Linked DNA regions of Mus musculus: regions 2 and 3 are each linked to region 1. A link is a loop called in an ENCODE intact Hi-C map of the cell type or tissue named here. Cell type or tissue: heart. All regions are shown on one strand.

Evidence for each region. Hi-C counts contacts between places; a loop is a spot of excess contacts. Peaks named below come from ENCODE experiments on the same cell type or tissue, not always from the same donor. Only the 100,000 strongest peaks of a DNase experiment are listed, where the experiment ranks them.
Region 2: it touches region 1 in a loop (3-fold over the local background); 4 of 42 quality-filtered maps call a loop at or near these places.
Region 3: a loop joins it to region 1, with 2.2 times the contacts of the local background. A loop is called at or near these places in 4 of 42 quality-filtered maps.

Annotation. Positions count from the first base shown.
Region 1 is chr4:114,662,683-114,670,682 of GRCm38, forward strand. All of the region lies in intron 1 of Gm33655 (a long non-coding RNA gene), which reads right to left. Among named protein-coding and RNA genes, the nearest start is that of Gm12829, 14 kb to the right of the region's middle. In heart, no CTCF peak of the experiment used is centred here; DNase peaks (open chromatin) are centred at 1,529 and 3,179; H3K4me3 peaks cover 1,472 bases; H3K27ac peaks cover 561 bases; H3K27me3 peaks cover 7,728 bases.
Region 2 is chr4:115,081,534-115,089,533 of GRCm38, forward strand. Pdzk1ip1 (PDZK1 interacting protein 1) reads left to right here and starts at 7,175. Exons shown (of 4, transcript NM_001164557.1): 1 at 7,175-7,679. The coding sequence starts at 7,412. In heart, a CTCF peak has its summit at 4,246 (motif pointing left); a DNase peak (open chromatin) is centred at 4,248; H3K4me3 peaks cover 823 bases; H3K27ac peaks cover 1,166 bases; H3K27me3 peaks cover 5,004 bases.
Region 3 is chr4:114,817,507-114,825,506 of GRCm38, forward strand. The region is part of intron 1 of Gm33655 (a long non-coding RNA gene); the gene reads right to left. 9130410C08Rik (a long non-coding RNA gene) reads right to left here and starts at 7,372. Exons shown (of 2, transcript XR_868022.1): 1 at 7,333-7,372; 2 at 1-566. It overlaps Gm12830 (predicted gene 12830), which reads left to right and starts at 4,214. Exons shown (of 4, transcript NR_033617.1): 1 at 4,214-4,409. In heart, no CTCF peak of the experiment used is centred here; no DNase peak of the experiment used is centred here; H3K4me3 peaks cover 1,057 bases; H3K27ac peaks cover 1,182 bases; H3K27me3 peaks cover 4,625 bases.

The DNA of each region.
Region 1 (8,000 bases):
AGTTAACAATAGCAATAATCCCTTCCTCTCAGGTCAGTGTGAGGATGAAAGGAAAGTGCAGGGTGGAACCACTCCATGGCAGCCGGCCACTGTGCAAATCTTAGTTCTAATCATTCTCTGCAATTATGACAGCTCTACAGGAGTCATGCGTGTGAGTGAGGTTCACAGAGAAGCAGGGTATGAGAGTGGGTCTGTGACCAGACTGTGTGCATATGCATCGTGTGTGGGTGCATTGTGTGTGTGAGTGTGTGTGTGTATGCATTGTGTGTGTGTGCATTGTGTGTGCATACATTGTGTGTGTGCATTTTTGTGCATGCCTTGTGTGTGTGCATTGTATGTGTGTGTGTATGTATGTGTGTGTATGCATTGTGTGTGTCCATTGTATGTGTGCGTTATATGTGTGTATGCAGTATGTGCATTGTGTGTGCACACTGTGTGTGTGTGTGTGTGTGTGTGTGTGTGTGTGTTTGGAGAACCGGGGCCATTAGAAAAACCATCATCCCTCTAAGTTGTTCTTTCGTTGGCTAAACTCAACCTGCCAGGCTGACATCGGAAACAGGCATTAGTGGCAAGTCTGGGGGGACAGGATTAGCGGCTGAACTTTCTATTCCTGGAGACCCTCTTTTCTCAGGAGGTCAAAGCAATTTCCATATATTATCCTGCTGGCAGCTTGGGAAGGTCAGGGAAATAGCAAACACATGCCAAAAATTCCTCAGATGGAGAAATCAAGGCAGGAAAGGCAGCAGCTGCTGAGGCCACAGTGCTCTGCCTCTGCACCATCTCAAGAAGTTTGCAACTGCCTGGGCCTAGCACTATCAGGCCAGAGCCTCTCCTGGCTGGCACAAGCCCATTCCTTTGAATGACTACTGTTAGAGACACCCACTCCAGCCCCCAGCCCTAAGCTGTGTATCAGGAGGAGAGGGTTGTGGTAGAACCCCAAGTCCCTAACAAGTAGATTTGCAACCCATTTCGGGGCCTATTTTGCCTCCAAGCTCTGCCTGTCAAGCCGTAGCCCCTACTTCTCAACTCCACTGAGAAGTCTGCCTAACTACAAATGGAGAGAGCAGATGCTAAGCCAGTGGTTCTCAACCTGTGGGTCGAGACCCCCCAGCATCCCACATCAGATATTTAACATTAGAATTTAATCGTAACAAAATTACAGTTATGAAGTAGCAACAACAACAACAACAAAAACAATTTTATGGTTGGGGTCACCATAACATGAAGAACTAAGTTAAAGTGTTGCAGCATTAGGAAGGTTGAGAGCCACTGTTCTAAGTCAGTAGAGAGAAAGCTGGAGTTTGGAGGTACCACCCAGTCCTCCACTGCATCCACTGATGTTGAAGGAAAGGACACAGCTCATTCTCTGAAACTGAACAGAATAAGAGTTACTGCAGCCTATCGGTGTGCTCTGAATTTGCTGCTGGTGGGTTGAGGAGCCTCAGAGGGCGCCTTGGGAGGGTTAGAGTCCTGCCTCTCAAAGCTGGGCACCCAGCCTAGGCAGCAGCACGTGGATCATGTGAGAGCTTCCAGCTCTCTAGCCTGCCTCTCTCATCTGCTGACTCCACTACAGCAAGGGACTCAGCAAGTACCGGCAAGGCTCATAGGGAAGTCTGCGGCTCTAGATAAGGGAGCCACAAGGCTTCTTCAGTCCCACACTCCTGGCTTAAGGTGGGGGGCAGGGTTGGCCCTTTATCTTATTAAAATTTTTTAAGCTTTTTAAAAATATTATATTTGTGCATGTTTGTATAATTCATGTGTGGATGCCCACGGAGGCCAGAAAAGGACACAGGATCCCCAAATGGTTCTCACCCTTCCTAATGCTGTGACCCTTTAATACAGTTCCTCATGCCAGGTGATCTCCCCCTCCCCCCCAACCATCAGATTATTTTTGTGGCTACTTTCATAACTGTAAGTTTGCAGCTGTTATGAGTCGTGATGTAAAGATCTGATATGCAGGATATCTGATATGTAATCCTAAGGAGATTGTGACCGACAGGTTAAGAACCTCTCCCCCAGATCTAGAGTTACAGATGGTTGTGAGCTGCTCAACCTGGGTCCTGGGAGCCAAACTCTGTTCTCTATAAGCAGCAAATGCTCGTAAGCACTGAGCCACTGCTCCAGCCCCAAGCTCCTAAGTTCTTTCCATTGTGTCACCACTAAAGGTCCCTGAGAGCCCTTCACCCTGACCCTGTTGAGTCTTATCCCCCACAGAACAAGAACCTACCATATCCTTCACTGTCATGGCTCACCAAGACAACCCCCATTTCCTGAGCATCCTCACTCTCATCTGTGAAAGCTCTGTGTGTGTGTGTGTGTGTGTGTGTGTGTGTGTGTGTGTGTGTGTGTGTGTGTGTTTACCTAGTGGCTACTGGCTTAGAGCTGATGTGTCCCTATCTTCAAGAAGGACAAGGCCTCAAAAGACTTGTTTAAGGCCCTAACTGAAGCTTCATTGAGACACCATTAACCAGTTCTGCTCACCGCATAGCAGCTGTCTCAGCCCTGAGGTTCCTGGTTTACAGACAGCCATGGGGGGCCTGGGGTGTAATCCTCAATTCCCAGCGACCCCCTCCCCTCAGCAAGTTCCCTCAGCAAGGGCCGCTTTCCTGTTTAAGACATCTTGCTTCCAGGAAAGTACCAGGATGTCAGTCCGTTCTCAGGAAGTCCTATCTAGATTCATCGAACCGCTCCATCCCTAGCAATCCCCAGGCACCACTACCAACTCTGGTTTGCCGGAGGTCTTGCCACCAAGACCCGACTGGACTCATTCCAGAATTTGATGTCTGAATCCTAGCCCAAGGGAACATTAGAAGGGGCAGCTGATCAGACCGGCTCGAGGCTCCACTACTCACTAGCGGCTTGCCCAGCTGGGCCTTAGCTGTTCTGTTTGTATAGTGGGAAATCAACCCTGCTCTATCAGCCTCACCGTACACCTGTAAAATTCAAGATCACAGGTAGAGGTATAGGAAAACAAAGTGGTACCAGATGCTCTGACCCAGTGTGCGCCATGCTTTGTAGCATGCTAAGTGTATATCCTTCTACTCTTCCTACTTAAGCTGTCCGGAATGCATGTGGCAAACAGGCAGCAGGCTTTTGATGCCTCCCTTATCCAAGACAGACCAGACCTAGAGTGTCCGACCTTGAGCCTGGTGCAGCTATCGCTGAGAACGCAAGAGGGCGCCATGGCCCCGTAGCGAGCCAGCTCAACCGACCTGCCAGCGTGCCATTTTCCCTCTCGCTCCAGGAGCTGTGCCCAGACAGCAGTTTCCAGGCTTCGCCAAACTCAGAGAAGTGCCTGGAAACCTGGAGAATCCAAGAGGGATGGCAGAGTGAGAGAGAGGCAGAGTCTGGGCTGGAAATATGATGTCCAAACAACACACTGCTTCCCGCGTTGTTTGACCTCTCTGACCTTCATCTACAATGGTGGAAATAAAATCTCTCCCTTGCCTCCCGGCCAACACAGCCGCCAAATGCTCCCCAGTCCACAGACGGAGATCTCAGTTCAGGCTTGCCTTACAAACTGTAAAAAGTGAAGCCTATTCTTCCCCTCTCCACCCCCCCCCCACCCCTTTTAACTTTATCTGAAGCCCCTTGGGTTCCCATTTTATGCGCATGCAAACTAAGGTTCGGAAAACTCCTTTGCGAGTCCAGTGGTTCATCCACGTATAGTTGGGCTGATCTCCGGACTCAGGCTCTAGACTACCTTCCTGGTCCCGCGTCATCCGCTTGGGTGGTGCTTAAGAGGCCACCAAAGCGCCGGAATGCGCAGCCAAACTCCACCAGGCCAGCATGCTCAGGGAGCAAGCAGGAGTGTTCGGACCTCAGATATGCTTTCAGCCTCTAGCTGGTCTACATGCCGCCACACGGAGATTCCTGGGCTGCCTCTCAAGTCTGTGGTCCAGGGGGCACCAGCACCCGGGGTCCCATGGGGTCTCCTGCGCCCTCCCCGAGCCCTTGCTCAACAGCTGGGCCAATGCGGTGGATGGCCGAGTCAGGTGGGCCCCAGCCCGCGCCCTGAACTAAGGCTGTTTGCACACATGTAATTAGTGCTAATTGCCCAGGGTTTTCAAAGCTTGCCGGCTCCCAGCGCGAGAGCCAGGCAGCCCGGAGCCGCTGCTCTTCACGTCAGCCCTCTCCACCCGGCTAGGGCCGCCCTTGATCCTGACGCCCAGTCGCCTGGCTATGTGCGCCCCAGGGTCTACGCGGCCGCCACGTGCGGGCCAACAACAGTTTTTGTGTCTCCAACGCGGTGCATCTGGAGAGGCCTCTGAGACAGGTTCGGGAAGCCGTGTGCAGATGGGTAGAGGCGGGAGTAGGGGCGACAGGGTTGTTCTGCTATGAAGGAGGATAGCACCAGCACCTGGCTCCCGTAGCCATTGCAGGTCCAGAAGGATCCCTGAAGTTATGGCTGCAGCTGCGCTGTGCAGCAAAGGTGTCTGTCACACACTGAACTCCCAAGCTGTCCTGTTCCGCAGGAACCGGCCATCAGCGTTTCTCACCTACAGGTGGCAGAGCCTAGGCGTAGAGATGTTAAGCAAGGGCGCCGCTCAATGGCCAGGGCGCAGGATTCAGGTTCTGCTCGAAGTCAGAGAGTCTGACTGCAGGGGGGGGGGGGGGGCGGGCAGGAAGGGAGAGTTTTGGCCTCAACCAGGCCTGGGCCTTTGCTCTCTGATCCGAGGCTTGTCCCTCCAGCCCTATCTGAGACCTGTTCAACCCTTAGGACTTTGACCCGTAAACCCCCCGATAGCCCGAGGGAAGCCACCACAACCTCAAAGGTCTTAGTTGAGGTGGGGGTGTTGGCTGCAGTTCCCTCCTTCCCTTGCCCTGGACTCTTGAGCCCACCCTGCTGAGCCTTTACTTGCTGGATTCCAGAGCATTTGTGTTGCTGCTGTGTTCCTCTCACCTCCGTTGCTGTTTTGCTCTGACTCTGTTTTCCACTGTCCTCTTGAGCCTTTGTCTATCATTGCCTCTCTCATCAGATCTCTGCCATGCAGCAAACAACCGCCACACACTCGCACGCGCGTGTACACACACACACACACACACACACACACACAGCCCCTGCAAGGAACACACACCGGCAGAATCCGCCTTTTCAATAAAAAAACGACAACTGGGAAACAGAGTGAATTAAAAAGCATTAACTTAAAAACAATCCATGTGTCTGCAAATGCATTCCAAATGGCAGCCCTTCAGGGCGGGGGGGGGGGTGTGAAGGGGGGAGCATGTTGGCCACATTTCTGGAATCCCAGATACATGGGATGAAGGGGGCTCAGGGCACCACACCCTAACCACCTGGGGCAGCAAGGTCTCAGGAGAGGGATCTTCTCTGTGATCATCATCCTGGACCCTCAGCAGGTTGCTTGGACCCTTCCGGAGCTGCATTTCAGCATCTGCTAGATCCTTGTACTTGCCCAAACCTTCTCTACATGGATCTCAGCTCTCCAGGGACATCAGCCTTCCCAGGACCCAGATCCAACTCTGTCTCTCTGTCTCTGTCTCTGTCTCTGTCTCTGTCTCTGTCTATCTCTCCCTCTCCCTCTCCCTCTCCCTCTCCCTCTCCCTCTCCCTCTCCCTCTCCCTCTCCCTCTCCCTCTCCCTCTCCCTCTCTCAGGTCGGGCCTGGCCTGCCTTGCCCTGCTCCTGCTCCACTCCCCCCATGCTGCCCTCCTGCTCCCTAGACCACCCAGCAGCCCTAGCTCAGAGGGAAAAGTGGTTAGAGCCAAAGCTTGTCTTGGCCTAGAAAGCCTCCCCCAGGGAGCAGCAGTTAGAGACTGTCGATCCCCCACCTGCAGCTGTTGTCAAGCTTGTTCAAGCTGTTTGGAAGATTGCTTCTCTAAGGTGGCACCTCTGCTGTCCTTTGCCTAGAGAGGACTTCTCCAAAGTCCTCCATGCAGCTACCCTTACCACTCCAACAACTTGGGGGGCTGGGGATGGAGTACATCAATTAGCATGTGTGTGTTTTGTTTGATTTGTGACTCAGGAGATGAACCTGAGTCCTCCTTTATGTTAGGAAGCAGTCTGCCACTGACTACGGCCAGCCCTCATCAACTAGGTCTTCCTCAGAGACAATAGGACTGGGTGTGGGGTCCCCAGATCTCTCCTCTCTCCCTCAGTGTCTTCTCAATCAGAAGGGAAATTCCGAATCTATAAACCAGTTGGAGAGGAAGGAATTCTGGATTCTTAACCTTGTTCAGCTGATGCTAATCATTTACAAATATGGCACTAGCAATACCATTTGTAGCTCAGTGCCTAGTGTACGCTCTGCACACGGCACCGCTGAAATGGCAGGTTCCTAGATGACTTTGAGCTATGCTCGCACTACCTCCGTAGCTTCTCTATCCACAGCAGGAAGAGATGGGAGCTTCTCAGCTCAGGCAGAGGTGTGTAGCTGGAGCAAAACCTGCAGTTATTGCTCCTACCGTTTAAACACAGTAAGAAAAGCAGCTATGGAAGCGTTTGCCCTGACTGACTTCTCTCTTGAAATAGCAGAGCAGAAAAGTCATCGCTTACAAGAATCACAGCTGTCCTCACCAAATCACTGGGTTCTTCCTCTAAGTAATAAAAGATGAGTCAGTTTGTTCTTAATGACGAGAGTGTTCAGTATTCACTATACAGGAAGCCTTTCAGAATTCCCTGCTCCCACTAAACATGCTGGGCCCCAGAGAAGCCTGATAGAGTGTGCATACAATGCTCACAGTGGTTGTGCGGTGAGAATTCTGATTCCTATACAGTGTCTGCATGTGTGTCCGTCATCTGATGACACTCCTGCCGTATAATTCTTCTGTGTTCTCACTCTGATGATGATAGGAGTTCTGATTGGGAATCACTAAGGTGGGGTTTGGAGAATTTTTGTTTCAATAGAAATATTTGTTTGAGTAACATGCTACTGTCCGTGTGTGTGTGTGTGTGTGTGTGTGTGTGTGTGTTCCCGAGAGTTTGTGGAGACGTGTGTGCTGCATGTGTAAAGGTGTGTGTGGTGCGCCTGTGCAGGCAACCATGCTCTTCTTTGGGGGCATAATACACCAATAGGTGTGTTTCAGTGTGTTTATTTGTTGGTGGGCTATGTGAAGCATAAAAGACAACCCTCCTCTCATGGGTGTGTGTGTGTGTGTGTGTGTGTGTGTGTGTGTGTGTGTGGTGTATGAGTGCTATGTTTCCAAAAACATTTGTGTGACTATGACTTTGTGTTTTGTTCATATGTGTGAGGAGCCATCAGTGCTTATGTGTGGAGATGTCACATGGGTTTACTGCTGGTCCTACCATTTTCTGCAAAGATTTCTATGGTGGAAGCCAGATTCAGGTCATTGGAGTATCAGCTAAGACCTCTGAGGCTCCATTGTTCATGGAGGCCCTCTCTTGATGCAGGAGAGAAATGGAATATTTTGATCCTAAACTCAGATGGCTGTGCTGAGCATTCTAATCTGGCAAGGGTAGGAGGGAGGGAGGAGGGAGGGAGGGAGGGAGGGAGGGAGGGAGGGAAGGGAAGGAGGGAGGGAAGGGAGGGAGGGAGGGAGGGAAGGGAGGGAAGGGGGAGGGAGGGGGAGGGAGGGAGAAAGAGAGAGAGAGAGAGAGAATTGGAATAAATAGTATGTTTGACTATTTCTGAGGGACTCTTGACAGTCTAAAAGCCTTCCCCTTCCCTGAGACCCTCTCCCAGGTGTCAGGGCCTCTACCTACTCAGGAGAATGGTTTGGTGTTCAGAAGCCTGGCACTAACACATGAGCTTCTCAAACAGACCAATTGCTAACTAAGCAAATGCCACTAACACTGGAGCTTGGACGGGATCAGAGAGACAAATGACCCATTAGAACAGATGAGGACGGGTCCAGATGGAGATGAGCTAATAAGGTTTCCATGGCACCAAAGACAGGCTAGGCTGCAGGTCGTCCCACCCCAGGAAAATTGCTCCCAGAGCCAGGATCCCTTCCACAGCGGAGGACAAATCCTTGAGTTCCTGCAGCAGGAATCTCAGGCTAGATGAATCCCCATGCCAATGAG
Region 2 (8,000 bases), 420 kb after region 1:
CTCCACTAATAGATGGGCAAGACCTAAGGAAGAGGAGAAGAAAGCTATGGAGACATCTGGGAGAGAGCATCACAGGTGGTGAAAAGGCCCTGAGGTCTGAGTGGGCCTGCAGTAGACAGGAAGTGGCAGAAGCAGGAGTGGCTAGAGTAAAGGAAGGGCAAGCAGGAGACAGGTTAGTGAGTCATCGTGAAGGCAGCCATGCCATCCTGAAGCCCAGGGTCTTGGTGTTTTGAATAGGTTATGAATAGGGTTTAACCAAAATTTCTATCTGCCCTGCTGAGACCAGACAGAATGGAACATAAGCAGGAGCAAGGGGACCCCGCAATAGGAAGTCATAACAAGCTTGCAGCAGGGACTTAGAGCAAGCATAGAAAGGGAGCGGTTGGGGGTTAGGGTGGATATGTTTATAGAGAGCCAAGATGATTGACTGGTGGCTTGATGTGGAGTATTGAGGTCTTTCAACTGCAGGGAGGAGGGGGCGGGGCACAAATATAGGATAAAGGAGGAGGGGCCAGAGACAAAGATGCATGTTTTTCCTAGGTATGCTCCCAGGGATCTACTTCATCTAAACAAGTCACACCTCTTTCCACCTCCCCCTAAAGTGTTACCGTGTGTTTGCAGAGGGATCAATCAATTAACTGATTAGTTGCACCCTCAGGATCAAACCATCTCCCCAAAGCTCACTAGCTGGCTTCACATGAGCCTGTGGGGAGATGTCCCAGAGTCAAACCTCAACAGTACTGAAGTTTCTCTTCTTGTTTCCTGGCGGACCCTATAAAGCATCAACCTCCACAAAAGCAGAAGATTTGTCTTACTCATTAATTGAATGGTACCCCAGGAGGCTCGTAATGCTTGCTGTTATCTTTTCTTAATCTTCCAGACACAACCCACATACCTGCTTTAAGACATCTAGCACAACTGGAACTTTTAAGATTCATTTTAATTTTAATTGCATGTAGGTTTGTGTCTGTGTTTGGATGGGTGCATGTGAGTGCAGGTGCTTGCAGAGGCTAAAAGGGTCTCAGATCTCCCGGAGCTAGAGTGACAGGTGTATGTGAGCCACCTAATGTGGGTGCCAGGAACGAAACTCAGGTCTTCCCAAAAGTACTATACACTTTTAACCACTGAGCAATCTTTCCAGTTGCCCCCTCCTCTTTTGGGACATAAGGTCTCACTCTGTAGTGCAGAACAAACATAGAATTCACCATGTGGCCTGAACCTGCAATGATCCTCCTGCCTCCGTCTCCCAAGGGCTGGACTATTGCATGTGCTGCTTTGCCTCGCTGGTGTGATACAGCTTCACAGCTGTACATTATAAGCTCTGTCCTGGTTACTGTTGTGTATCCAGCCCCTGGTAGGCAGCAAGCATGTGGTGAATGAACAATTGAAAGCCCACTGGGGTGAAATCGGGCAACGAGAGCAATAAGTCAGTGCTGGGGAGAGGGGCGAAGGCTTGGGCCGTACAGAGCACTGCCTGGGATTAGTCCTATCACTCCTCATTGACTGTGTGACCTTCACTTAGAAACTTGCATGGTCATACTTTCCCTAGCTGACAAATGAGCAGGATGGGTATCCCTCAGGGTGAGCCTGTGGCCAGAAGGCGCTAATTCTAGAAGTTTGTATCCCAGCTTGGTTCATTGCTGGCCTGGAGCCCTGATGGGCAGCAGAGCTGTGCAGAGGCCACTGTACAGATGAGACTTGGCCTCGGGCCTTCTGCTGGCAGGAGGATCCTGGTCTTGGCCCCTCCATACTTTTTTGGCTGGGTAAGGAGGCAGCAGGAGGATTTGATTGATTTTCTCTTCTGGGGGGTCCTCCCCATAAATCTCCCTGGCCCACTGGGGTCTCCTAGGACTCAGGAGCAATAGCCAGTGCATTCTTTGGCTCTGTGGGTTCCCGGCTAGTACCTTTTGCCTCTTTTAGTTCCTCACTCTGAGTCCACGTGCGAGGCCAAATGCTTGTCTGCCCAGATCATAGTCCCACTTTAAGTACCAGAAGGCTTCTTCTCCAGGGAGCCAACAGTCTTTCTCCAAGTCTGGCCTTGAGATCACCTTGAGCGGACCTGCCCCAAGCTCCCAAAGAGTCAGGACTTCTTAACCCTATTGTACCTTGGACTCCTTGTGTGGTCCAGTGAAGTCTACAGCTTTATTCTTTTACAAATTGTTATTATTTATTATTGTTATTGTGTGGTATGTGCACACATGGAGGTCAAAGGCCAACTTTGTAGAGTTGGTTCTCTCCTCCTATCTTTACGTGGTGTGATGGTTTATATATGCTCAGCCCAGGGAGTGGCACTATTAAAACCCTGTTGAAGTAGGTGTGGCCTCTTGGAGTAGTTGTGTCACTGAGGGTGTGGGCTTTAAGACCCTCATGCTAGCTGCCTGGAAGACAGTATTCTGCTAGTAGCCTTCAGATGAAGATATAGAACTCTCAGCTCTGCCTGTACCACGCCTGCCTGGATGCTCCCACCTTGATGATAATGAACTGAACCTCTGAACCTTTAAGCCAGCCCCAATTAAATGTTGTCCTTATAAGAGCTGCTTTGGTTATGGTGTCTGTTCACAGCAGTAAAACCCTAACTAAGACACATGGGTTCCAGGGACAGAGCTCAAGTTATCAGGCTTGCACAAGTGTATCACCCGAGGAGACATCTTGCTGGCTCCCTGTGGACTCTTTCTCATTGATATGTTTTTAGAAACATATAGTAAAATGCACAGCCCTGGACAGCAAACCCAATTGTATTAGCACATGGTTATCAAAATATTAAAGGTATGTTTGTGATAAAGTAGTTTAAGTGTGTCTTTATACTGTACCTGGCTGTATCTGCAGAAGCTTCGTGACGTCTATGGTTACTTTATGTTGCATGAATAATATGTCTAATACCTGCAGCAGTTGTGAGGTAACAGGAAAGCATCAGAGGGCTGTGGCTTTACAATCTTTATTTGTAATGGAAGGAACTTGCACACTTCATTTACAGGTTAGTAAGAAACAGATGCACTATCCCCTGTCCAAGGGAGTGCTCACTGAAGGGCAGCTGAGTGGGTGAGATTCTTTGTGAGTGGAGAGGGGCCTCCACATCCCTCCAAGCATCCCTTAAGGGTGACCTGGTCTTGGCCTTCCCTGGAATTCCTATTGGAACAGTTCTGCTCCCTCTCTGGAACACACTTTTCCAGGGCTGGACAGCTCCGAGGGCTCTCACTAAGGAGATTCTAGGAACTCAGTCAGGGTCACCTGGAGCTAATCACGTTATCTGCCCACTCACTCTGGACCTTCTACCCTCTGCCAGGCCAGGCATTGTATATTGAGATTTAATTTTATAATGTGTGTATGTGTGGTCTGTCCTTGGAGGTTATCAGTATTAAATGTACGAACACAGAAGTCATTATGGCATGGCGATTTGTAAGAATAGCTGTGAATAGAGTAGAGAAGACTTGGGGCTGGGGGAAGGTGAGGTGAAGGGAAGTCAGAGAAATCTTCTGGAGAAAGGGAGCTTTAAAGCAAGACTGGGAAGGTCACTTTTCCAGAAGAGACTTGAAGAGAGCACCCCAGACAGAGGGTTATAATAGAGTAGGGATCAGACCACAGAATTGGGGGCCTTGGGCCAGGTGAGGCTGAAGAGGCGGGCTGATTGTCCTGCCCCTCAGGCACCTGGGGAAGGAGTTGGAATGTTATCTTAAGGACCAGGAGTAGTCCAAATAAGAGCCTCCAGGAATTTGCAGGCTTGCAGCAAAGATGAACACGAATACACATGTGAACAGGGCTTTTACCTTTGTAGTCTGAACACCTCCTGGAGGGCTGGGAGGTGCGGCTCAGTGGTGGACTGCTTGTAATAGGCCCTATAGATTTGTGTCTTAGCACCATAGGGGAAAAACAACAACAAACACGAAAGAAATGAGACACCCAGCTTTTTCTCAGCCCGAGCTCTCTGGTTGCATGGCCTTCCCCATCATAACTTTCTGTGCAGTTGACAACCTGGCTAACTTCCCCTCAGCTTTGCCAGCAGGAAGCCTTCCTTAATAATTCAGTCATCTTCTGTTACAGCAGAGCTCTGGGTACAACATAGGTCAGCTTGCATCACCCACCACTGACTGGTTATATGTCAGTGTTTGTTTTCCCTCCTTGTAACCCACCTGTGAAGCAGGGCGTGAGTTGGGCAGCTGGAGAGGGAGAGGCTTTTGACTTTTCAGTTGTTCAGAATGCAACCTGCAACCCAGCCTGGGATTGGAGCTGCACAGTGCCACCTCCTGGCAGTAGGCAGAATGGCAGGCAAGATGTTGTGGGAAGGGAGGGATGGATATTTTTGCGGGGTGGGAGGGGAGCACTCTTGAGTGAGGATAAGCACACCAGGTATAGTCTGGTGGAAGGTTCGACTAGGGGACCGGTGATTATAGATGAGAGCTGGGTAAGAAACGGGGGAAGACAGACTGTGGGTAGAACAGCTGCCTGAGATGAGGACCTGTACACTGGGGAAAAGGAAATAATCAGACTTTTCGGGGTCTGCTGGATACTGGTTCTGAGTTGACACTGATCCCAGGAGATCCCAAGAAACATTGTGGTCCTCCAGTTAAAGTAGGGGCTTATGGAGGGCAGGTGATTAATGGAGTTTTGACTGATGTCCGACTCACAGTAGGTCCAGTAGGTCCTCGGACACATCCTGTGGTGATTTCCCCAGTTCCAGAATGTATAATTGGGATAGATATACTCAGAAATTGGCAGAATTCTCATATTCTTGTGAGACCCATCCAAACTTTGAGATTCAGCCAGACAGCAGGGGACCCCTTTGTTTATAAGGCTAGGGAGAAAAGCCTTTCCCTGTGTGAAAACTACCAGGCATCAGGGGTCTGGTCTTAAAGCCAAGTGTTCACCCATCCCTTCTCCTCCCTGCTTTCCGGAACAACTTGTTTCTGCTTTAAAGTCTGGGACTTTGACCCGGGAGCTGTTTTCTCCCTTTGGTCACCTTGTGTCCATCCCACTCACGCTCCTCCCTTAATGTGCTCAAAGTATAGTTCTGGGAGTCTCTGCTTTCCTTTGGGATTTTAGGAAAATTGGGGATGCTGGGGGCCGGGGGGGGGACTGTGGCTCCCAAGCTGGTGGCAGAGGCTGGGGTATTTCCCTAGGGCATGAACTAGTGTGTGGGTACCACCAGAGGACCCTCTCTCTACACCCCTCTTAGACTCCACATTTGGCTGCTGAAGTATCCCAATATTCTGGGGTTTCACTTTCCTGCCCCCCTTTTAAAACCTGTATGTTAGGCCTTTATTTGATCCCTCTGTTTAACACACACACACACACACACACACACACACACACACACACACACACACTGCATCCTGAGGGAGCCATGTGATGTGTCTTACTTTGAGACATTGCCACTCACCCAATTGCCTAACTCAGAAACTTAACCTGAGAGTTTCCAGTTTCCAAGTGGGCAGCAGTTAGTCACTTGTCCAGAAACCACGCCCAGGCTTTCCTACCTCCCAAGCACTGAGCAAAGCCTTCTCTAATGCAGCCCAGTCAGTGGCTGCATGTCTCCCAAGTCTCCCTCTCACCTCTGATGATTTTCTTCATTTTCTCAAATGGTGGTCTGACCTTGGTTTCCTGCAGCCTGCTTAAGATGAGGGAGGCATGTTGGATATTTGCTAATTCCACCCCATTCCTTTCATTCCAACCAGTGGTTCCCTGGCTGTTCATTAACATCCACCAAGGCAGCTCCTCCATGCTCCTGACGATTCTCAGCCCACGTTAAGAACAGACTAGCCATGTAGAGTTAGACATGAAGAGTTTCCCTGCAGACACTTGTGGAATGGTCACAGGCCCACAGCACATGTATGAAAGTAGTTGTGCAGACATGCACTCAGAGGAAACAGGCTCTCACCTGTCCTGTTTTTTTGTTTTTCCTTTGGACAGGAACTAAGTAAGACCTGTGCCTTGGGACAAGCAATGCAGTGGATACCCTCACAAGTGTCATCCCATCCACAGTGCCCTGGCTGGTGTTTAATGTCGCAGCCACCCATTCTTAGCTTCCTTATTTCCTAAATCTGGTCAAGCCAGGTTGATATTGGCTTCTTCAGAACATAAACTTAGTCTCGTGTTGGACCAAGATCACAGGCTCTGTGTTTTGTAGTCGGGGACAGATGGGCATGATGACTGTGCCCTGGGGCTTTCTGAGTACCTGTCTGAAGCCAAGACAGCATGAAATCTCCTACCTGAGTGTGCACTGGAAAGGTCTGAGCATAACGTCCTTTTAGGAAACCATGCAAGCAACAGGGACTGCCAAAAAATCCTCTCCCCTCCTTTCCTTAGGAAGGGGGTCTAGCCTGCTCTTGCATCTCAACTCCTATATTCTAGGGTAGCTGGGACAAGGAGGTCCACCACGGACTTACACCCCAGACTTCAGTAGGTACTTGGGTCATCCCTAGTGTTTGGAAGGTCTGGCAGATGCTGTGTGTCCTGCTGGGTGGGAGATGTGCTTCTGCAATGCCTGGCCCTGTGATGTAGATTTCTGAGGGACAGATGAACTTCTCATGGCTATTCCTGTCTGTAGACTGCACCCGGGCATTTGGAAGTCTCAGGGAATGAGCAGAACAAAGGAAGATTGCTAAGACACGTGCATGAAGTAGGCATGCACACATAGGGGAAGCAGGCTCAGGGCTCCCACCTGCTTTGGACATTCCAGGGAACCACTGGTTGGAATGAAAGGAATGAGGCAGAACTAGCAAATATCCACCATGCTTCCCTCGTTAGTTTTAAGCAGGGTGCAGATCTCCATTTGATAAAATAAATAGGTCACTGAAGGTGGGAGATGTCTGCTGTGATGAAGGGAGGTGGATCTGAAGGCAGATGTTGAGACTTCTGACCAAGTCAAATCTTGTCTAAGGCCTGCCAGGTTATCAGGGACTGTGGGAACCAAGAGGGAATGTTGAACTGGGCTATAGGGAATCACCAGACTGGTCAGGGCTGGGGACTGTGAAGTGAGTCTCTGTTTCACGTGAGGTGGGGTCCCAGGGTCTGGCTTGGTGGGTCGGAAACAAGAAGTGAGTGGAGGGGCTGATGTAAGGAAAGCGGGCAGCTGAGCTTTCCCTGAGTCTTTTGTCCACAGATGTTTTCCTCTGGCTCCCTGAGCCAGCTAGAGCCTGTCTCAAGCCAACTGTCAGTCTTTCAAGAAGCCCCACCCACTGGGCTCATTCAAGGCAGGGCTGAAAATGTCACACCTTTCCCTGGGAGCCTAGCCCCATTGCCAGGAAAGGTGAGCTCAGAAGAAGACTTCTGAGGCAGAGTGAGTGTCGGAGAAGGCGGGGACTTTCCCCTTACTTCCCCAGTTCCCTGGGCCCACCCCCAGAACTGGTTTCTAAAGGGGTACCTTAAATGCCAGTTCGTCGGGCTGGGCATAAGCCAGGCCCGGCAGCTCATTTCCATGGGAGGAGGGCAGTTTCTCTTCACCAGTCTGCCAGTCCTTCCTCCCCGCCCTCTTTCCACTTCTGCCTTACCCAATCCAACCTCTCCTTTAGAGTCAGACTGCTCTCCAGCTGATCTCATACAAACACCCCAGACCTCCAGCAGCTCCAGGAGTCAAAAACACCAGCAGTGGACCGAGGTCCTACAGCTGCCTGCAGCCATGTTGGCCTTCAGTCTGCTCGTGCTGGGTCTGCTCGCGGAAGTGGCACCTGCCAGCTGTCAACAAGGTAGCACAGGACAGGGGTACCTGGGCTTCAGGGAGGAGAGGGGTGGCAGGAAAACAGTGACTGAGGTTGGATGGGGTGGTGTTTTGGAGGGTGAATACACACCACGGGGCCACAGTCCTCTGACTTAGGTTCTGTAATCGATTTGTTTTCCTTCGGGGAGAGGTGGGACAGCAGGGAATGTATGTGTTGGCTCTGGGGTTTAGGGGAGGAACAGGAATTGAGATCCAAACCTCACAGCAGGAATTGTCCCAGAGACAACTCAGTCCTGGGGCTAGAAACAGAGACTGGGACCAGTCCCAGTGCACCTTCAAATGCTTGCTC
Region 3 (8,000 bases), 150 kb after region 1:
GAATAGTCAACTCTGCAGGTGTGTGGCCAGCAGATGCAACAACAGTGACCCCACATCCATCAGGCTCCACCTCATGGTCACCGAGTGCTTATGAAGCCACTCTACCTCAGGTCATTTTGTAGACAAAGATCCTGGGATTCATGAACCAAAATCGCTTCCCAAGATGACCCAAAAAGCACTGGAGGCAGGTCCTGCAGAGAGCACCACCAGAGGAAAGACAGAGGTAACTACCTAGCCTGGGGTTCAGAGGCCTTGGTCCAGGGCAAAGAGGTGGAACAACGGCTATTAAAGATCTCTGTGTCTTCTGTAGGAACAGAGGTATAGAGTCATTGACGGCTCACCAGGGACCCTATATGATGTCACGTGTTGGGGGGATTGCAACAAACAGTCAAAATGCTTCACAGGCCCACCACCACCACCAAGTGGGCTAGAGAAAGGGCTCAGTAGTTAAAACTAGTACTGCTTTCACGAAGTCCTGGATTTAGTTCCCATCACCGACATCAGGCAATTGACAATCAGCTCCAGCCCCTGGAGATTCCACGCTTTCTTCTGGTCTCTGCAGTCACCTGTACTTATGTGCACACAGATATACACATAATTGAAAACAAAATACATTTTTAGTATATTAAAATAAAAAAAGGTTCCATCCCTGCTTCCTTAGCAGCCAGCCCTTCAGAGAACTGGCTTGAGCTCCCACCCATCCCAGCCATAGGTCTTGACCTACTCAGCTGAGGCTAGCTGGCCCCTCCCTAAAAGGATGGAAAAGGCAAGGTGAAAGACCACCATTCATAGGTCTCAGAATCCCCTTCTGCAGAATCCTCTCTCATCTTGGTCTTTCCACTGGGGTAACGAAGCAGGCCATACCACAGTGCACCCTAGACATGTTTCAGACCTAGTCCCAGCACCCCCCCCCCCAGTATAGTGACAGTGCTGTCCTCTGGGGACCAGGAGAAAAAGAGGAGGGGCCCAAATGGACTATGAGATTCAGGGCTGACACTAGGCTCCTTACCTGCACTAAAATTTAGCAATGAGTATCTTTGGGGGGCTAGGGGCAGGACAAAGTACTAGCCAACCACAGAGCTCTAAACAAATTGGCAGGCACAAGCAATGCCTTCTGTAACTAGCGGCTCCCTTCCCTTTCCACCTGTTTGCCCAAGAGAAGAGCCAGGAGCAAACATCCCTCAGACCAGGTGGTGTCAGGGCTAGAGCTCAGTCCCTGGTTGAATCAGAATGACTAAGTGCCAGTGAGGAGAAGGGATTTTTCCAGGCTCACACAGTGTGGTACAGACCCAGGCAAGCAGAGCACTAGAATCTGCAGACAGCTCCACAAGAGCCTGTACCAACCAGGATGCTGTGAGGGGAGCAGGAGCCTCAGCACTTGGTGGTGAGACAAGCAAAATGAAATGCATGGTCTCATTCACTGCAGAACATTCAGGAAACACAATTTAGTGACATCCACATAGCATCTTCACTGCCTATTGTGTTGAGGAATATCCATCTGTGTTATTTGTGTGTTCTAACACTGGCCCCCTCTCCAAGACCCTTCCCCCTTTCCTGTTTGGCCTTTGAATTGGAAAGGGCTGTAAACAGGCAGGCGGGCTCTTTGCCCTGGGGGCGGGCCTGTCAACCAGCCAGGGGAAAGGTAGGAGCCAGGGGACCCCTGCCCCCACCCACCCCACACAGCCCAGCTGAAGAACTTGTAAAGACAGGATTTGTTTGTTTTCTTGGATCTGGCTCAGGATCTGGCTGAGGCCAGGCCCTTTGGGGAAAAGCAACTTTTAAATAAATGCTTCAAGATTGTGCAAACATTTCAGTAGTATTGGAGGCCTGGTGTTCTGGGTCAGAGAGGGGAAAAAAATACCCCGTCAATCACTCTAGAGATGAAAACCCGATAGCAAAGCGGCTGGTGAGGACAAGAGCTTGGGTTGCAAATCTCAGATGTGGCTGGCTGAGACCAAACTACACTTAAGCCCTCTCTCAAAAAATCATTTGCATGTTAATCAATAGAGCAGCCGGCTTGACAGACACGGAGAGCAGAGAGCAGAGCGCCAGTGCTCACTGGCAAAGAGCAGCCTGTGTGATGCCTGAAGAAAGGACTAAACGTGCAGGCACAGAACTGCTTCTGATAGTTCTGCAGTCCTGAATCAGTTGCTTGACATCACTTAGCATCAGTTTTCTCACTGGCAAATGGGCTTACCAGATTAATTTTATACAGACATTGTAAGAATTAAACACAGGTGGCAACAAAAATCCTGGCCCAACCCAAGAGCACGGAAGCCACGTCAGGGAGGTTAGCTGCTATTTTGTGGGACATTTCTTCTAAGCAGGGACTTAAATATGATTTCAGTGAGCCTCGAAACCCATGTGACACGGTCAGCACAGCCTCTGCATCTCTTCCCTGCTAGGTCCACACTGGCCTAGAGAGGGACTCGGCCCCTGGCCTCCGGCCTCAAGACCTTGAAGTGAAGAAGCTCAGAGCTGGAGTACAGATACGTGCACATGGATGCTCCAGGGTGTGGAGCACAGAGAGGGCCTTGGGGATGCCTGCTTCTGGGAAGATGGGACATCTGGGCTAGTGTGGAAGGGTGAGGAGGATGGACTCTGGAAAGGGCTCTCCAGATGGGAGGCCCTCCAAAGCACACCAGAATGCAGTTACTAGGCATTGAAGAGTCACGAGAGAAACAGACTGAGGTGAAAGAGGAGGGTCCTGTATTGGAAGGGTCCAGCTTGGTTTCTCGGCTGGGGCTGGCCGGCTAAGGCAGAATCTTGCCTTCCTCTGCTTCCCCACCATTCCCTTCCCTACAGCTGGGTGACTAAGACTTTGGCCCAAAGCTCGCTCTATGTGTATCTCTCTGCCAAACCTGTCTGAAGGGGCTCCAAGGGTTAGTTAGAGAGCTGTGAAAAGGTTAGCATGCTCCACCAACACTGGCACCACTGGGTGCCATGCACGTATGCACACATGGCACCTGACCCTGTGCAGAGCAGGGAAAGCTCCAATGTGAGTCCAGCCAGTGTAGCCAGTGTAGTATGGTGAGCTCACAAACTCAAACTGCCTGTTTCGCCTTTAAGAAGAAACTACCCCACCCCAGGCCAATTCATGAGTGTGTATATCCTAGAGGTCGGTCCCCAGAGTTCTCACTGTACATACGGGGAAACTGAGGCTCAGAGAAGGAAGAAGGTACTTCCAGCTTTGATATGATGAAGCCTAGGGGAAGAAGTCTTCCAGAAAGCACTGACTAGAGAGCCAGCAGGACCCGGTGTGGGAATGGCCGTTTGGGAAGGGTATTCTGCATCAAGAGAACAGCATGAGTGATCGGTCACCCACTGAAATCCCTGATGGCCTTGGGGAGAGCTGAGTTTCTTAGCCTGTCAGAGCTAGGAATGAGGCTGTGGGTGCTGCAGCTGAGGAAGTGCTGGCATGCAAGCTGGTTGGTGTTTCAAGGGAGCCCCCAAAGGTCCGAGGAAAAGAGCCATGGCATTGGGTCAGTAGTTTAGAGAAGTTCCTTTAGTGTGAGATGCACACAGTGCAGGCATGTCACGCGAGGGTGGAAAGTGGGTCTATTCACGAGGCACCAGAAGACAAAAGCCTCTCCAAGGAGTAGAGTGATGGTGACGGGCACCGAGGAAACACTGGACATTTCCTCTAAGCAGGGACTTAAATATGATTTCAGTGAGCCTCGAAACCCATGTGACACGGTCAGCACAGCCTCTGCATCTCTTCCCTGCGAGGTCCACACTGGCCTAGAGAGGGACTTGGCCCCTGGCCTCAAGACCTTGAAGTGAAGAAGCTCAGAGCTGGAGTACAGATATATGCACAAAACAGCCACCTTCAACCAAGGGACTTCAATCAGCTATGGGACTCAGAACAGGGACTTGGACTTCCACCGCCCCTTCTGCACACAAACCCAACCCCAGAGAATTTAGGATCCAGAAAGGAATCCTTGCAGAGAGTCGGAGAAATCTCAGCTCCCAAAGATGCCTTTTCGCCATTCCGTGGACTCCCATCATCAGTGTAGCAGCGCCGTGAATGGTGTTGCCTGACCCGCTGACAGGCCTGGGCCAGGCAGGGTTTGAACCCGGGTCCCAGAACTGGCAAGCGGCCTCTGTCTCGCCTCTGTTTCCTCCCTCTTCCGCCTCCCCTCTGCGGCTCCCAGTCCAGGGCCTTCCCCTCGTCGTCCACCTACGGCGCCGCCCCCGCCTCCTCCAAGTCCTCAGAGCCCAAAAAACGCGACACCTGGAGCAATCGCAGCCGCCCGGCGGCCTGGGCCTCATTATGGCCGGCCCTTATCGCGGCGTGCATCGCATTATTTCATTTCAAAGAATCCACTGAGAAGCCCGTCCCCGGCCGACAACAGAAAGTAAAAACACAGCTGACTCCCATTAGGGCCCTCTCACAGGCTCCGCGTGAGGTAATGAAATATGGAAGCGGTGAGATATGTAATGCTTTATTAAGCGGTCTCGGCTACAACGGCGTGCATGCCAATTACGCCTGCAGGCTACCGCCCGCCCCCGGCCGCCGGACCACCCAGCGTGCGCCCGGCCTGCGCCCCGGCCTGGCGGAGGAGCGCAGGCAGGAGGAGGGAGCAGGGAGGAGCGCGGGGGAGGCGAGAGGAGTGGTGTGTGGAGGGGAGGGAGGCGCACACGTGGAGGAGGAAGGGGCGCAGGGAAGAGGGAAAGGGTTGGAGGGAGGAGTGGAACACAGGGAAGAGTGAAAAAAAGAGGGAGGAGCACAGGGAGGAGGGTGAACCAGGAGGTGGACCGAGAACTAAGGAAATGGGGAGATGAAATGGGCAGAAGAGGAAGAGAAGGAGGGGAAGGGAGGAGAAGGACCACACAGGTCACTGCAAGCCCCAGTGGTTCTTTGCATGGGTGAGAGCCAGAGGACTTCCTGGAAGATCAAAAGGCAACAGCCAGAAATCCAGTTCAGAGATGGAGAGACACTCCTGAGGTCACAGGGATAGAGCCTTGCGAACTGAGGTCTCTCCTACCTGGTTGAGCATAGGAGAAATAAAACACTCCTGCCCTGGAAGAGCTCCCTCTCTGGTAGGGGTAACAGTAGCCAAGTCAGTGAGGAGCTAACGCAGGCATCTGTCAGTCCACCCAGGCCAAGGAGGCTTCAGCAGCAATCAATGTTTGTACAGTCTTGCAGGCTAGCGAGTAGCTATCTTAGATAAGAGCTCTCTAAGCCTATCCTGAAAGCTTTGGAGCAAGATATACCCAGAACTCATCTAAAAACTGCTATTGCTGAGCCAACAAGTGTCAACCAAGGCTGAGGGACAGGAGAACGGCAGAGATGTGTGAACCTAAACTACTCCAAGCAAGGAGCTGGGTGCTCATTCATTCTCCGTAGTTATTTTTCTATAATCTTGCTCCACAATAGGATTTCTTCGGGCCCTTCATTCCACCCTAAAAAACTAAGGTCAAGGGGCTGGAGAGATGACTCAACAGTTAAGAGCACTGGCTGCTCTTCCAGAAGTCCTGAATTCAATTCTCAGCAAACACATCAGATGCTGTGGCTCACAATCATCTGTAATGGGATTCAATGCCCTCTTCTGGTGTGTGTGAAGACATCTACTGTGTACTCACATACATAAAATAAATAAGTCTAGACCTCTGTTTTGATTGTACTGGTATCCTCGCCCCTCATTCTACAGACCCAGATCTGGAAAGCCATTAGTATAGCACAGGAAGAATACATGAGACTTTTAGCTATTGTGAAATTAGTATGCGGTGGGTACTTCATGAGCCTTCTGTACATTGACATCTTGCCTGGTCCTCAGAATGAATGTTTGAGAATCTTCTTGAAACTCTCCGCCTTTCACTCTCCTGTGTCTTTGGACTTGCTGTTCCTTCAGCCCTACGTGTCTCCTCTCTTTACCTGAGGTACTATTTAGGATTCCATAGACTTCAGATAGAAGAGCCCACAGCACAGTGGTTCAAACAGGAAAGAAGTTTGGCCCTTCCCACAAGTTTAGCCATGTCATGTGGTCCACAAGAAAAACAAAACAACAACAAAAAACAAGACAGCTGTGCTCAGCCAGGGCCCCAGCTTCCTACTATTTTGTGGATCCTCCACATCCTCAGAGCCAAAACTTGTTCCTCTACACCACAGCCATATTCAGCCTAGGGCCATGGTAGCATGCAGCTTTACCTCCATTCGCATTTAGTGTGGAAATTCGCACTCACACCTTCACGAAGCTGCAAGGAGTGATGGTAATTTCAACATCAAGCTGGGTGGCAGTGTGTCCTGTGGGACCTGGAGACCTGAGCAATGAGTCCTGCTACTCTGCACTGCCTCCTCTGGGAAGGCTTCCTGTATAACTTCCCAAGAGGAAGCGGCTGCCCCATTATGTATTTCCCCAGCCCTCTGTATGTTGCTTCTTCATGCCTTTCAGATAACCCTGTCTCTCCAGACAGCCCTTGGAGTGGCTATTTCCTCTTTTGCAAATAATCACTATAATCAGTCCTCTCTGGGTCCCAGCACAGGGCTGTGAGTTTATATGTGAACTTGTTTGCTCTTCCTACGGTCTTAGGGCTCTAATCAATGGGCATAATAATGATCCAGACCTCATGAGGTTGCTGTGAGGGTTCCTATTGAAATGGGGGCTGAGTTCATCCTCAGTAAACAGTGACTGCTACTGTTGTGTGAGTGTGGGTTGGTAAATGTTCCAATGGGTAGGGTTAGTCTAGTTAATGGCTTTGCATGACTTGCACTGCTCACAGCTGAACTGAAAGGCTAATCTCATTCCAGAGTGTGGATGGACCTGCATGTGCATCCAGAGGGCTCTTAATGAGGCTAAAAATGTTCTCAAACACACAACCACAGTCGGAGAAGGCTCTAATGCTATCTACCTCGCCTTGACTAAGAAAGCCTACTTACCCTAGCTAGTCAGAACCATGGCCCAAACTAGACTGAGAGCTGTAATGTAACTATTTTGTTCAATGATGGAACTAGAAGGGGGAGTAATTGACTAGATACCTGTAAAAAAAAAATCTCTAATACCTGTTCACATGAAGACCAAGTCCAAACTTGCAGGCTATGTAACGTAGTACATTTCCTAGTTGCACCAGTTGTTCTTACAGGAATAGACCCAACAGAGGCAAAAGAATCTCATGAGTCAACTTAGAATTGTTTCATACCCAGTTCCCTCTCTCCACCCACATCCAATATCTATTTTATTTCCCTTCTGAGAAAGATTCAAGCTTCCTCCCTTGGGCCATCCTTGTTATTTGGCTTCTTTGGGTCTGCGGATTGTAGCATGGTTATCCTGTACTTTATGGCTAATATCCACTTATAAGTAAGTACATACTATACTTTTGGGTCTGGGTTACCTCATTCAGGATGATATTTTCTAGTTCCATCCATTTGCCTGCAAAGGTCATGGTGTCCTTGTTTTTTCAATAGCTGAGTAGTATTCCATTGTGTAAATGAACCGCATTTTCTGTATCCATTCTTCAGCTGAGGGACATCTGGGTTGTTTCCAGCTTCTATTAAAAACAAAGCTTCTATGAACATAGCTGAGCAAGTGTCCTTGTGAGATGGTGGAGCATTTTAGGGGTATATGCCCAGGCATGATATAGCTGGGTCTTGAGATAGAACTCTTTCCAATTTCCTGAGAAACCACCAAATTGATTTCCAGAGTAGTTGTACAAGTTTGCACTACCACCAGCAATAAAGGAGTGCTCCTCTTGCTCCACATCCTTGCCAGCATGTGCTGTTCCTTGAGTTTTTTTTTAATCTTAGCCATTCTGGTGGGTGTAAGGCGGGATCTCAGAGTTGTTTTGATTTACATTCACTGGGTGGGAGAGAGAATGGAGAGAGGAGCAGGTTGGGGATGGGGGGCTGTTGAGAGTAGGATCAAGTGTAGGGAGAGCAGGGGAGAGAGAAAATGATGTGGGCAGGGGACATGGGTCTCTAGGACATGCTGGAGACCTGGGATGAAAAGAGTCTATGGGGTAACTCTAGCAGGGACCCCCTAGCAGTGGGGTGGTATGGAGCC